Regions from separate parts of the Homo sapiens genome. Here region 1 is linked to region 2. A link is an interaction called in ENCODE POLR2A ChIA-PET data of the cell type or tissue named here. Cell type or tissue: Panc1. All regions are shown on one strand. Links, peaks and the distances in the headings refer to the core of each region. The heading gives the core; the rest is flanking DNA.

Region 1 (8,153 bases), core at 1,081-6,080, 270 kb after region 2:
TAGTTTTCTTTTTTATGTGACCAGACCAGTATTCAACCAAAGACTCAATTGGACTGTGCCTATCTCCAGAGCTTGCTCACTTGCCCTTTCTGTGCATCTGCCTCCTTTCTGGCACTCTTCCCAGCATATTCTGGTCACCTTGGTGTCCTAGAGCCCTAAACTCTGTCTCCTAAGCCAAGCAAGACTGTTGGGCCTGTTTGGGATCTCCTTTCCCTTGCCGCATCCAGAAACTCTCTCCAGGCATTGAACGTTTTACTTATGTATATGGCTGTCCTCATTTGTCTCCTTTCTCTCAGATATTATTATGCAGCATTACCCCTTGTTCAATGTGTGTCAACAGATTTATGACAGAGTGCTAACATGATCTATATACTGGGTTCTCTGAACACTGCTTGAACTTCTGTAAGCTCAAGGGCAGTGACTAAGTAATCAATCCATTTGTAAACATTTATTGAGAGTTAATTATGTAATAGGATTTTATTAATTATTGGAAATACAGAGATGAATCAAGTGTGGTCCCGTAGCCTAGTTGAAAAAGCTAGCATGTACAGACAGTTTTTTACACTGACTGAGATTAAAAGATTATTATAATTGGGGATTATCCTGAGAGATCAGAAGGTCTTAGAAACTTTGTGTTTGCAGGATGTAGCATGTAACTAGATCTTGTATACAGCATTCAATAAATACTTAAGAATGAATGATAGTGTAGCTAATTTATAAGCATATTCTGCTAAGAAATGCTTACAGCCTTTTCTCTTAGTTCCCAAGATAGCTTAAATAAATAAGAATATGATGATGTGTTTTAGAGAAAAATAATCTGACTTCAGTTTGAACTATCATGAATATTATTTATTGACAATTCCAAAAAACTTTAAATGTAACATTGATATCTAAGTTATATAGTCTTGTTTTGTTTCCAATTATCATATCAAACAATTGAAAAATACCAATCCAATCAAACCTTTATTTGTAACTGCTGCTCCCTCTTTCTTCTTTTTCTTTTCTTTTCTTTCTTTTTTTTTTCTTCTTTTTACTTATTTCTGTTCATGTTTTGAAAAGCAGGGTCTGCAGATAGTTATTTATATGTATGAATTCACTGGTTCATTCTAGTGCGAAATAGGTCATTCTGAAACAGTGAGAAATGTGATTGCTGAATTTCAAGCAGTTTTTGCTGCTCAGCTGGAACTGTAGAAAAAGGAAAGGGGTCAGGCCAGCACTTGTTGAAGATTTCTTGTTGCCATTGTCCTAGTAAAAGAGACTTGATGCTGGTGAATGTGGACTATTCAATGTATTAGGGAGGAGGAAAGGGAGGCTTAGTACCTAGTTTAATAATTATTATGATATTTTAGTTTAACCACTCTTTAGAAGGTTAATACAAAAAATCAAATGCCATCCTAATAAAGATGTGCAGGGCTTTTTCTCCTTAAAAAGAAACTAGGTACAGCAAATAATGGCACTGTGAAAACTTTGAGGCACAAATTCGCCCCTTTTTTTTTTGCATGCTAATATACTGAAAAAGAAAGAAAGCTGCAGTAGGATTGGCAGGTTATGATTCTCATAAAAAATAACAAATTTTTAAACAAGAAAATAAAGAATACTTTGAAAAAATTGTACATTACTCAGCATCGAAAAATGGAAATCATTTAATCTTGTGCCTTCTTCTCCTCTGTGGAAACTAGGGTTCTAAATAGGAAACTACTTTCAAATGGTAAACTGTTTACAAATTTGATAAAAAGAGCCCATTAATTAAAATCTGATTCCCACATTCAAGTGACAATTTTCTTTATGAATACATGCATTAATTCATAGGTTTTTTGTTTTGTATGACATAGCTGTGATGTACCGCAATTATTTCCATTAATATCTAGTTAAGAAATTTCAGAAATTCTATTTTTAGAAATATGTACTTTAGTCTATTTCAGTTGTTAATATAAATAAATAGACTATATTACTGATGAATTTCTTTCAAATTAAACTTGAAGAGAGGATCTTATAAGAGATTAATTCAAAATTATGCTCAGGTTCTGCTTGGGTGTTCTTGAACCCAGTAAACCACTGGATTTTAAAACAAGTGAGTGAGAATGAGTACTGACAGAACAGTGAGAGTTTTGCTTGGCTGGCCAAGGAGGAGGTGTGAGCTACGGGCACACCCTTCCCATTTAGAAGCTGTGTGGTACCAATAGGCTATGATCTTAATCACTTATTTACCTGTAACCTAGAAGAGAATGAAGGTATGTGACTCAGTCATATGGCAGACTTTTAAATGGAAATATTCATTATAAGGAAAAGGAATTCTTTCTCTGATTTTAATAGAATGGAAGTGTTCTCTCCCTCAACCCCATGACCCCACCTTCTGTGGACTGAATGAATTTGATGTTTGAAAAGTGATTCAGATAAAATGTAGTATTGTGATCAAAGATGTCTCAGAACATCTTAATCATGTATTGCTCTTGTATTGATATACATTGTTTACATTGAGCTAATGCAATAATGTAATTAAATATTCCCATAGTACAGTATGGGAATCTGGGAGTGGGGCACTAACTGGTATTCCATTCTGTGGGGGAAAGAAATTTCTCTTCTTATCCCTTACTAGGTTCATGGCTCAGACCCCTATAACAAGACAGATAATCAAGAAAAAAAACATACAAATGTATTTAAATATAAGTTTTATGTGACATAGGGGCTTTCATAAGGAAATTAAAACCTAAAGAAACAGGTAAACCTGTATATTTTTTATGCTAGGTTTGATGAAAAAGTCAGTCAATACAGAGAAGTGTGATTGGACAAAAGGGTTATGATCTAATGGTAATAAACTGGGAAGAACTTACCAAGTCTTGTCTGTTGAGATTCTTCTCTGTGTCCCTGTATCATCAGACATGAGGATGTTCCTTTCTTGTGGATATAGAGTGGGCACCTCTCACATGAAAGTCTTATGACCTGCTTCAGGGGAAGGTCAGAAAAAGGATGTGGGGAAGGTGAGAGTGACCTTCCTCCTTCTGCTATTTTCTCAAATGCCAAGGTACCATATTTTGGGGAAGTGTGTCCTGACCCTCATCAGTTCTCTCCATTACTCTTTGTCCTTCCTTTTGTAAATCTCAGGTATTTCCCTTACTGTTCTCCTTTTTACTTTCCCAATAGGTCTTTGAAAGTGTGAGTCTTGGCTGGGCGCAGTGGCTCACGCCTGTAATCCCAGCACTTTGGGAGGCCGAGGTGGGCGGATCACCTGAGGTCAGGAGTTCGAGACCAGCCTGACCAACATGGAGAACCCCATCTGTACTAAAAAATATGAAATTAGCTGGGCGTGATGGTGCATGCCTGTAATCCCAGCTACTCAGGAGGCTGAGGCAGGAGAATCGCTTGAACCCGGGAGGCGGAGGTTGCAGTGAGCCGAGATCACACCATTGCACTCCAACCTGGGCAACAAGAGCGAAACTCTGTCTCAAAAAAAAAAAAAACAAAAACAAAGTGTGAGTCTTTTGGCCCACTGGGGAAACATATAATGGGGGTGCTTTTCCTAACTTGCCTTGTTTTAAGTAAGGACACAGATCCAGGATTTGTAAGGAGTGTTCTACTTAGTGCTGAAAAAATTGGAGAGGATAACAAAGTATTTTTTTACAGTAGAAAACTAAAGGAAAAATTAAGAAATCTTTAGTAATTGTTACCCATGTCTTTATTTAAATATATAGATCTATCCTAACATGATTATTCTTAGACATAACAACTTCATTCATTCATGAATCTATCAAACCTTTAAACGTGCTAGATATGCACCCCTAAGTGCCCCAAATTGACTCCTATATCTAAAGAGCTCATGATACTTTATAGTTTTCTAAACACTTTCATTAAGGTTCATCTGATTGTTTATCTACTTTTTTAACAAATACTGTTGATTTCCCTATTGTTAGCACTGGAGTTACAGCAGTGAATAAAATAAAACTACACTGTCTTTGTGGGGTTATATTCCAGCAGGAAATGGATAATGGACAAGTAGAAATATTCTTTACATCACATAGTTGGTAAGAAAAGTATAAGAGATTAAATGGATGTAGAAGGTGGGGTATATGTTTGCAGTTTGAAATACAGCTCATGGAGGAGCTATCACTGAAGGAGAAACTTAAGTAAAATCAAGGAGTAAGCCACATGGATAAATGAGTAAACAGTACGTACAAAGTCCTTGAAGCAGAAACACACTAGTGTGTTTGAGAAACAAAACGGAGGGCAGTATAGCCAGACCAAATCAGAGAAGGAAGGAAAGGTAGCAAATAAGGTTGGGGTGCGAGCCAACAGGCAGATTATATTGGGCCTTAATAGGTCATGCAAAGGGGTCTGGATTTTATTCTAGGTGCAATGGAAAGCCATTGGAAGATTTTGAACAGAATGAGAATGAGGTCTCTCTTTTCTTTTTCTTTTTTCTTTTCTTTTTTTTTTTTGAGACAGAGTCTTGCTGTGTTGCCCAGGCCGGAGTGCAGTGGTGCCATCTCAGCTCACTGCAAGCTCTGCCTCCCGGGTTCATGCCATTCTCCTGCCTCAGCCTCCTGAGTAGCTGGGACTACAGGTGCCCGCCACCATGCCTGGCTAATTTTTTGTATTTTTAGTAGAGATGGGGTTTCACCGTGTTAGCCAGGATGATCTCAATCTCCTGACCTCGTGATCTGCCCGCCTTGGCCTCCCAAAGTGCTGGGATTACAGGCTTGAGCCACCGTGCCTGGCCGAGATTTCTCTTAAAGGAATCTAACAAAGTGAAATTGTCAAGCCTCAAAGGAAAGTGAATTATAAATTAATGACTGATCATGTAGACACTTTGCTTAACAGTTAAAAAGCATTTGTGTCGTTATTTCATCTAATTAACAGAAAACACCAAAATAATATACTTTTCGTAGTTGTATTTAAAATTCAGAGGTTTTCACTTTGGGAAGCCAAGGTGGGTGGATCACCTGAGGTCGGGAGTTCGAGACCAGCCTGACCAACATGGAGAAACTCTGTCTCTACTAAAAATACAAAACTTAGCCAGGCGTGGTGGCACATGCCTGTAATCCCAGCTACTCGGGAGGCTGAGGCAGGAGAATCGCTTGAACCCAGGAGTTGGAGGTTGCAGTGAGCTGAGATCTCACCACTGCACTCCAGCCTGGGTGACAGAGTGAGACTCTGTCTCAAAAAAATAAATAAAATTAAGCTCAGAGATTTTTAAGGAGGAAATTTTACATAATTGATTTTTATAATATTTTCCATTTTTCTTGTTTTCTGAGCATTTCCTTTAATTTTTTTCACCTCTTTAAAAAATAACTTTATTGAGATGTAATTTACATACCACAAAATTCACCCATTTAAGGTGTACTATTCCATGGTTTTAGTGTATTCACAGTGGTTTAGTATATTCATATTTAGTATATTCACAGTTTAGTGTATTCACTATTGCTACTATCTAATTTCAGTAAATTTTCATCAGTCCCAAAAGAAATTCTGTAACCCATAGCATCACTCCTGATTTATTCCTTTTCCTCAGCCCTTGGCAACTACCAATCTACTTTTTGTCTCTATGGATTTGCCTATTCTGGACATTTCATATAAGTGGAATACTGTAATATAATATGTACCCTTTTATGTTTGGCTTTTTTCATGTAATACAATGTTTTCAGTGTTCTTCCATGTTGTAGCACGTATTCACTTTCACACTTTCTTTTTATTTCCAAATAATATTCCATTGTACTGATACACCACATCTGTTCATTAGTTGATAGACATTCTGGTTGTTGCTACTTTTTTGCTATTGTGAATATTTGTATATACATTTTGGTGTGGACATATGTTTCCATTTCTCTTGGATATATACCTAGGAGTAGAATGGCTGGGACGTATGGCAACTTTACATTTAATATTCTGAGGAACTCCCAGACTTCCTTCCAGAGTGGTTGCACCATTTTATAATCCTGCTAGCAGAGTTTAAGAGTCTAATTTCTACACATTCTTGCCAACACTTGTTATTATCTGTCTTTTCAATTTTATTTTCATTAATGTTCACATTTAGAGGAACTAGAAACCTGTCCTGCTTGCTTGTTCTACATGCTCAGTTTTTCCCTGCTATAGACTGTGGTGGAGATGGTACCTCTGGTATGGTAGAAAGAGCCCTAAACTTAGAAGAATTGGTGTGAGTCCCAGTTTAGCACTTACTGCTTGAATGACCTTGAATAAATCATTCTCTTCACTTCTGTGAGCTTCAGTTTCCCCCTATTTAAAATAGGATTAACCCTTGCTTTCCGGCGATGATCCAGTAAAGCAATATGTAAAATATATTAGAAGATCAGATTCTTCCTCCTGTTCCTTTTCAGTCTCCCTCCGTTTTACTCTCTCTTTGATGCATATTTCTTAAGTAAATAAATAAGGAGAGATATTAAATAATTTTGCCTTAATGGCCTTTCCCTAATAAGATATAAACCCTAAACACGTTTTAAATTTCCTTTCTGTCTTTGTAATGGGTAGTTAATGTTAAAGTTAGTTGTATCAGCAGAAAAGTTGAAAGCAAAAGCAAAGTTTGTCTTCTGGTCTGTTCCATTTGGGAGGAATTTTATAATTTGTCTAGGATAATAAATGAAGTAGATAATCGACATACATGAATAATTAAGAGATGACTATATGGCTCTTTTTCTTTTCTAGTATTTAAATTGTTTTTCCACAGTTTTCTTATTTATTCTTATAACTTGAGTATGTATCCAAAGAAAGCTGTGTTTTCTCCTTTACCTTCTTTTCAGATAAAGGCAACTTTGAGAACATATGCAAGATCTAATATCTTCAAAACAGCATGTGGCCAAAGCCTTCACTGGTTTACAGCAGCCAGACTTTTCTGCCGCAGTTTTGCCTGAATCACCTTTTGAAGCCAAATTGACACAATTACAATCTTTCACAAGTGCCATCAACTTTCTTTCCATTGTGTTTTTCCCTCTTTGTGCCACTGGCCTGGCCCATTATTCTTGTCCAGCCCCCAAGGTCCACTTCAGTTGCGCCTTCTCCAAGAAGCCTTCTCTTCTCTTTCTTCATTCATTAGAATCCTTTTTATTTACTGCTATTTTTTGATACAAAAAGCAATTCATACATTAAAAAAATCACGGCCAGGTGTGGTGGCTCACGCCTGTAATCCCAGCACTTCGGGAGGCCGAGGCGGGCGGATCACAAGGTCAGGAGATCCAGACCATCCTAGCTAACACGGTGAAACCCTGTCCCTACTAAAAATACAAAAAATTAGCTGGGCATCGTGGCGGGCACCTGTAGTCCCAGCTACTCAGGAGGCTGAGGCAGGAGAATGGCGTGAACCCGGGAGGTGGGGGTTGCAGTGAGCCGAGATGGCACCACTGCACTCCAAGCCTGGGCAACAGAGCGAGACTCCATCTCAAAAAAACAAAACAAAACAAAACAAAAAACATAATTGTGTACTCCCCAAAGTACTCTATGTGTAACCTTCCAGTCTTTTAAAATACATATCCAAATACATTTTTGACAAAATGAGAATATCCCATATATGTTGTTGTGCACTTGCTTTGTCACAAAACTGTGGATCATCTATTGCACTCACTGAATGACTCACTTTTTATTTGTTTTTATTTAATGTTTTTATGTGGATTAGTCTTACTCGTCCAATTAAAATAAGACACATCTTGGAGGACAGAGACTATATCTTAACTCTCAAACTTTTGTTCTTCTCCATCAGGAATGCTCAGAGCTCTGCTCTGTAGGAGGTACTCAATAAGTGTTGTTGGTTAAATTGGACATTTTGAGCCTATACTTAGTGTGATGTTCTATAAATTCAAGAGAAGTCTTAGAGGATTGACTTCTTTATTTTCACTATAGGTAATCTTTCTAATGAAAATAACATTTAGAAGTACAATTGCATGTAAAATTGATATTTGTTTGCAGGGCTGGGCACGGTGGCTCATGCCTGTAATCCCAGCACTTTGGGAGGCCAAGGCAGGCAGATCACCTGAGGTCAGGAGTTCGAGACCAGCCTGGCCAACATGGTGAAACCCTGTTTCTACTAAAAGTACAAAAAATTATCCAGGCGTGGGTGCGCATGACTGTAATCCCTGCTACTCGGGAGGCTGAGGCAGGAGAATTGCTTGAACCCAGGAGGTGGAGGTTGCAGTGAGCCAAGATCGCGCCAC
Region 2 (7,920 bases), core at 1-5,000:
TTGTTGGAAGAGTAATTGCCTACTCTTTGTGTGCAGAGGTGCATTTTAGGACAAAGGGAACTTTCTTGAGTCCTTTAAATCACTGGGTGATATGGATAAATAAAATATCAACAAATATTTGGTATAGAAACTTGATTGCTGTCTTCTTATTTGGCAAATAAGACTGTTTCAAAATGAACCAAAACAAAGCCAGGTACCTTCTACTTACAAATTATTTCATGAGGTAAAAAACATTTTAATGCCGAGAAAAAAAAGGGACATGATCTCATAATAAAGAGAAACTCTAATAGAATAAAATAAACTTATCCTATACCGCGTTGTTCTCTTTCATATTTTTTCCTGAGGATTGTTGAAAACTTTGTCTAAAGGACATATGGGAATTACCATGGGCTTGCCCTATTGTGTGTATTTGGACATGTTATGTAGATTTCCATTCCTTGTATTAGAAAATTCTAATAAAGATTCTCTGTCTGAGTCTGATGGTCCTAGTGGTATTCAGCACGAAGTGAGCTGTACTGTCTGGGATGAATTGAATTAGCGATTGTTCAGTGTCTGCCAACCCCAGTTTTTGGGTGCAGCGACTCTGGATTCGTAATCTTGTTCATTGCTCTGTCTCCTCCTTTAAGTGCAGTGTCTGGCATATAGTAGCGCTCAGTAAATACTTACGAACGAATGTATCATCAGGTGTTTAGAGTCTGTGCTGAGACTCAGGGTGAATACGCCACACCACGAAGAGATATTTCTAAGGAATGTCCATATTCTGACTGGAGTTGCTGTTGGAGCCACGGTAGAGCCATGTGGTGGTGAAAGGATTCTGGCTCTGCTGGTAAGGACTGGAGTTGTTTGACTTGGAGAAGGGAAGACTTATGGAGCTATGACAATTTTTCTTTTCTAATATTAGAAGGGTTGCGTAGAGAGGCACAAGTCTATCATCACTATTGGAAAACATTCTTAGAAATTATGCCCTGTTCTCCTGGTAGGGAGTCAATAGCTATTATAATTGTATTGCTTTTGCTTCATCTTTTATGCTAGGAAGTTACTATAGCTGTAAAAACAAAACAAAACAAAACAAAAAAACAAAAAACAAAAACGAGGCAGGTAGAATTTGGGAGAGAAATGTGAGGATGTTTAAGAATTTAAAGGATGTTTTTTGGGAAAGCTACCATACTTGCCCATTTTTTTTTTTTTATGGCAGAGGAGAGAAACTAAACTATATGTTGCATCATAGGCTAATTTTTGGCTCAATATCAACAAGGATGTTTCTCTTTTATATAGGTTAATATTACCTGCTTTAAAGCAGTCAAAAATGCATTTTAATATAATAGTTTCTTTAACAAGTTGTTTGCCTTTGGCAAAATATCCTATTTTATGCTTATTACCCACATCTTAAATTTCTTCACTTGGATAAACAAATCTGGATTTAGTCAATGACTTGTGGTTTATAACAGCCATATCACTTTTATATAAAAGATAATAGCTAAAGTCAGGCAGGTTTCAAACAAGATGCTACTTGGTTGCAGTGACCATGCCCTACATGTTGATTGTTAACTGACAAATTAGCCCTTTAAGACCACATAGTCCTTTAACCTTAAAAAATGATCTAGGCCATCTAAGTTTTTATTTTCTCATTTATAAAATGAGGAGGACAAGCATAAAAATATCCGCAAGAAATGTACTTTCACCTGTGGCTGCATGAAGAGTTTGGTGAATCCTTTCCACACACAAGTATAAAAATGGCAGAATTGCCCAAAACTATTTGAACTCTGGAAATCAACCAAAAGCAAAGAAAATCATTGAGAAACATTTATTCTTAGGAAAACTGTTAGATCTTCAGGTAAGAATAGTGCAAGTCTACAGCATTCTCGCGTGGGCTTCTACTGTGACCTCCTGTCCCAGCACTTTTGGCAAGAATTGTAGTTTGGAAAACCAGCAGCTTCGCTGTCAGACAGCTGATTCAATTTGGGGCAATGAGTAAAAACCTTTGTCGATAAAATGTACTGAACTTGGTAGGGGAAAACAAGGAAAAACCATGTATTTGCTAGTTTAAGGTTGTAGTGCCAGTTGGGGTGAGTGGAAGAGTAGCTATAAATTAAAAGGCAGACCCTGGAAATGAGAGAACCATAAAGGGATAACCTCTTCACATATCCTGGCATAACGTGAAACTATGCACATGTGTAGGGGAGACCTGAGGTTGTCTAACTGAGAGCAAGGGCCAAGGCAGATGAGAATTCTTTAAGCTTTGAATGTGCCCTTCTTAACCCAGATACAGATTAAAGAGCAGGCTCAAGCTGTTTGAGCATATCTTTGGCATGTACATAGCTGAAAACTAAGATATTCAGACACAGAATGACTTCTCTAGAAAGCCAGGCTAAAACATATATATGTGAATTAAAATCTGAACAGATGTAGTCACACTGCCCAGGACACAGATTCCACAGTTTAGGGCCAGACATGTTAAAAGGCTCAGAAATATAAAATTCTACACTGGTGGCCAGGTGCGGTGGCTCACGCCTGTAATCCCAGCTTGAACCCGTGGGTGGAGGTTGCAGTGAGCCGAGATCACACCGCTGCACTCCAGCCTGGCAACAGAGTGAGACTCTGTCTCAAAAAAAAAAAAAAAAAAAGAATATACACTGGCTATGTTATCCAAAATGTCCAGTTTTTAACAACAAATTTTAAGACACGTAAAGAGACAGAAAAATGTGACCCATGCTGAGGGAAAAAGAAAGCAGTTAATAGAAACTGACTGTGAGTGAGCCTAGATATTAGACTTAGCAAAGACTTCAAACTGCTATTATAAACATGGTAAAAGAAAGGAAACATTATTTAAATAATTACAGGAGAATATGATGACATTGACCCAACAAATTGGAAATCTCAATAAAGAAATGAGAGCTGTAAAAAAAGTTTTATTCTTTTTGATGCTATTATAAATGGAAGTGCTTTCTTAATTTCATCTTCAGATGATTCATTGCTAGTATATAAAAATATTTGCTTATTAGCTCTAAAATTAATTTTTGTGTTTATTCTCTGGGATTTTCTCTATATAAGACCATGACATCTGTGAATAGAGGATGTTTTAATTCCAGCTCCCCAATCTGGATGCCTTTTGTTTATATTCCATGTCTAATTGCCCTAGCCAGAATCTCCAGTACAATGTTGCATAGAAGTCATGATGCAGAAATCCTTGTTTTGTTTCTGATTTTGGGGAAAAACTTTTAGACTTTTACCATTAAGTATAATGATAACTAGGGGTTATTGGTAGATGCTCTTTCTCAGGTTGAGGAAGTGTTCTTTTATTCCTATATTTCTGAATGTTTTAATCAAGAAAGGGTATTAGATTTTGTCCAGTGCTTTTTCCTGAATCAGTTGAGATGATCATGTGTTTTGTTTTTGCTTTTTACCTTTATTCTATTAATATGGTGTGTTACATGGGTTTTTTTCATATGTTGAACCATCCTTGCATTCCTGGGATAAATCCTACTTGGTCATGGTGTATAACCCTTCTACTATACTGTGGATTTAGTTTCCTTATATTTTATTGAAGATTTTCACATCGGTATTCATAAGGGACATTGGTCTGTAGTTTTTTGAGATTTCTTTGCCTGGCTTTGGTATCAGGATATGCTGGCCTTATAGCATGAGTTGGGAAGTAGTATCCCATCCTCTCATTTTTGGAAGAATTTAAGATAGATTGGTGTTCATTCTTATTGAAGCATATTACTGGTGAGGCCATCTGGTCCTTGTCTTTTCTTTGTTGTAAGTTTTTTGTTTTTTATTACATATTCCATCTTTTTACGTGCTGTACATCTACTCAGATTTTCTATTTCCTTTGAGTCAGTTTTTATAGTTTATATTCTAGGAATTTGTCATCTATTTCATCAATTTGGTAGCATACAATTATAGTATTCTCTTATAATTGTGTACTTTTTGTAAGGTTGATATTAATGTTCCCATTTTTATACATGATTTTAAAATTTGAGTCTTCTCTCTTTATTCTTAGTCTAGCCAATTTTGTGTGTGTGTGTGTGTGTGTGTGTGTGCAGGGTCTCTGTCACCCAGGCTTGAGTGCAGTGGTGTGATCATAGCTTATAGCTATGTAAATGGAAGTGCAGCCTTAAACTCCTGGGCTCAAGTGACTTTCCCTCTTGTCAGCCTCCTGAGTAGCTGGGTGCACAGGCATGCTGGCGCATGCCTGGTTAATTTCTTAAATAATTTTTGTAGAGACAGGGTCTTGCTATGTTTTCCAGGCTGGTCTCAAACTCCTGGCTTCAAGCAGTCCTCCCACTTTGGCTTCCCAAAGTGCTGGGATTATAGGTGTCAACCATTGTGCTCGGCCTCATCATTTTAAAGAATAAACTTTTGGTTTTGTTGATCATCTATTATTTTTCTAGTCTATATTTCATTTGTATTAGCTGTATTTTTTCCCCCTTGTTTCTGCTTAGTTTGTATTGAGTTTTCTTTTTATAGTTTCTTGAGGTAGAAGTTTAGGTTGCCAATTCAAGATCTTTCTTCTTTTTAAATGTAGTTACTTGTTTCTGTATCCCATAGATTTTGCTATATGTGTTTGTTTTCATTAATTTCAAATTATTTTCTAGTTTTCTTTATGAGTTCTTCTTACTTGTTGATTGTTAAATTTTCATGTATTTGTGAAATTTCCAGATTTCCTCCTGTTAGTGATTTCCCCTCCTCTTTCCTCACCTCCCTTCTCCTCTTCTCTTTTCTTTCATTTTTTGAAACAGAGTCTCACTGTATCACCCAGGCTGGAGTGCAGTGGTGTGATCATGGCTCACTGCAACTTCTGCCTTCTGGGCTCAAGCAATCCTCCCACCTCAGCCTCTCTAGTACCTTGGATTAAAGGTGCACATGCCACCACGCCCGGCTAATTTTTGTATTTTTTGGTAGAGATGGGAGTTTTGCCATGTTGCCCAGGCTGGTCTTAAACCCCTGGGCTCAAGTGATCTGCCTCCCTCGGCCTCCCAAAATGCTGGAATTATAGGCCTGAGCTGCTGTTCCTGGCCTCTGTTACTGATGTCTAATTTCCTTTCATTGTCATTGGAAAAGATACTTTGTATGAGCTTAATATTTTCAAATTTGTTGAGACTTGACTTGTAGTGTAGTATTTTAGACTTTGGTCTTTGAGAATGTTTTTATGCACTTCAGAAGAATGTGTATTCTATTTTGTGTAGTGTTCTAGAGATATCTGATAGGCCATGTTTAAGTCTTGTTCAAGTGTTCAGTTTACTTGTTCATCTCTTGTCTGGTTGTTCTATCCATTATTGAAAGTTGTACGTTGTAGTCTCCAAGCATTAATGCGGAACTCTTTTTGGTTTTTTTCCTTTCAATTCTGTCAGTTTTTGCTATATGTATTGTTCCATGCTTTTACTCTCAATCTGTGTATATTTTTGGATCTAAATTGAGTCTCTTGTAAACAGTATATAATTGGATTGTGTTTTTACATTTTATCCTGTTATTCATTGTGTCTTTCTTTTTGAGACAGGGTCTCAGTCTGTTGTCCAGGCTGGAATGCAGTGGCACGATCACAACTCACTGCAGCCTCGACCTCCTGGGCTCAAGCTATTCTCCAACCTCAGCCTCCCATGTAGCTGAGACCATAGGTGCATACCACTATGGCTGGCTAATTTTGTCATTTTTTTTGTGGAGACAGGGTCTTGCCATGTTGCCCAGGCTGGTCTTGAACTCCTGGGCTCAAGTGATCCACTCAACACAGCCTCCCAAAAGTGCTGGGATTGCAGGTGTGAACCACTGTGCCTGGCCCTGGCCTTATGTGTCTTAACTGGAAAGTTTAGCCCATTTACATTTAGTGTAATTAGTGATAAGGAAATACATTTACTATTTTATTATTTGTTTTCTCTATGTCTTATATATTTTTTGTTTGTCAATTCCTCTGATGCTGTTCTTTGTGTCAGATATTTTCTAGTGTACCATTTTGATCCCCTTCTCATATATACATATAATTCTCACATTATATAAATAAATATAACATATCTAAATATATTAATATATTTAGATATATATTTATATTAATATATATTTAGATATATTATATTTAGATATATATTAATAAAAATTTAATATATTTAGATATATATTATATTTATATTAATATATTTAGATATATATTATATTTATATTAATATATTTAGATATATATTATATTTATATTAATATAATATATTTAGATATGTTATATTTATGTAATGTGAGAATATGTATATATGAGAATTATATATATAAATAAAATATAGTAAATAATTATGTGTGTATTTCTTAGTATTTACCCTGGGGGTTATAATTAACACTATATATTATAACAATTTAGTTTGAATTAATACCAGTTTAGTTTCAGTGGTATATAAAAACTTTGCTCCTGTATTTGTTGTTATTGTCACAAGTTACAGCTTTATGAATTTTGTGCCAATCAATATAGATTCATAATTACTGTTTTATGTAGTCTTTTAAATCATATAGCAAAGAGGAGGCATTGCAAACCAAAGACACAGTAATATGCACTTTTATATTTACCTATGTAAATACCAACAATTACTGGTATCCTTTAGTTCATATGTGATTTTAAGCCACTGTCTGATCCCCTTACATTTCAGCCTGATGGACTCTTTATAGTATTTCTTTTAGGGGAAGTTTACCAGTGACAAACTTCCTCAGTTTTTGTTTATCTGGAAATATCTTAATTTTGCCTTTATTTTTAAAGGGTTGTTTTACCAGATAGAGGATTCTTGGTTGACAGTTTCCTTTCAGCATTTTGAATATGTTATCCCACTGCCTTCTGGTCTCCATGGTTTCCAGTGAAAAATCAGTTGTTGATTGTATTGAGTGTCCTTTTCACGAGTTGCATTTTTCTTGCTGCTTTCAGGGTTCTCTCGGTTTTTGTCTTTCAACAATTTGATTATGATGCATCTTGATATGAATCCTTTTGCATTTATCCTGCTTGGAATTCATTGAGTTTATGAGCTAGATTCATGCCTTTCATCAGATTTGGAAAGTTTTAGCCATTATTTCTTCAAATATTTAGGCCTCTTTCACTCTCTTTTCCTTCTGTGCCTCCAATTATATGTATATTAGTATGTTTGGTGGGGTTCCACATGTATGTTCATTTTCCTTCAGTCCACAGACTCAGTAATTTTAATTTACCTATCTTTAGGTTTGCTGATTCTTTCTTCTTGTAGAGGTTCAAGGGATTTTGATGTTTCTCAAGAAAGAGATATGATTATAAGAAGTGGTAACACACAACAAGCTTCATTTGGTGGCACTTGGACAGGATTATATGAGAGGAAACTTCTTTTACAGCATGAAGCTGTGCAGAGGCTTACAGCGAGGTAGACTGCCATACAGAAGGGGAGGAGGGCAAGGCAACCCCTGGGGAACAGGAGAATTGGAGAGCAGGCTTACCTGTCTAGGTGATGTCACTCAGCAGCATGATGGGATGTGTAAAAATTTGAGTTTGGTACTAGTGGGCTCTTGAGCTAATGAGTCTCGTCCTGCAGTGAAGAAATAACCTAGGAACCAATACACAGAGGTCATCTTTGGCTTATTTATATAACACTTCCACTTGCTCTAATCTGTTTAATCTCTGTAGTGAATTTTAAAATGTCATTACTGTATAATTTAGTTCTATAATTCTTATTTGATTTATTTTCATAATTTCTACTTTTTATTAATATTCTCTATTTGGTGAGACATTTCTATTTGGTTCTCATAATTTCCTTTAGTTCTTTGTCCACGGTTTTCTTTAGCTCTGTGAGCATGTCTTAAATTGTTGATTTATTGTCTTTGTCTAGTAAGTCCAATGTCTGGGTTTTCTCATGGGCAGTTTCTTTTCATTTCCTTTTTTCTTGTGAATGGGCCAGCAAACTGTAGCCCTTCACAGGCCAAATCCAC

The links. Peaks named below come from ENCODE experiments on the same cell type or tissue, not always from the same donor. Only the 100,000 strongest peaks of a DNase experiment are listed, where the experiment ranks them.
Region 1: POLR2A ChIA-PET joins it to region 2 with 6 read pairs; 2 of 35 experiments call an interaction of 5 or more read pairs at or near these places.

Annotation. Positions count from the first base shown.
Region 1 is chr5:108,104,092-108,112,244 of GRCh38, reverse strand. All of the region lies in intron 6 of FBXL17 (F-box and leucine rich repeat protein 17), which reads left to right. Among named protein-coding and RNA genes, the nearest start is that of FBXL17, 270 kb to the left of the region's middle. In Panc1, for the core only: no CTCF peak of the experiment used is centred there; no DNase peak of the experiment used is centred there.
Region 2 is chr5:108,371,491-108,379,410 of GRCh38, reverse strand. All of the region lies in intron 1 of FBXL17 (F-box and leucine rich repeat protein 17), which reads left to right. Among named protein-coding and RNA genes, the nearest start is that of FBXL17, 6.6 kb to the left of the region's middle. In Panc1, for the core only: no CTCF peak of the experiment used is centred there; no DNase peak of the experiment used is centred there; H3K27ac peaks cover 1,022 bases.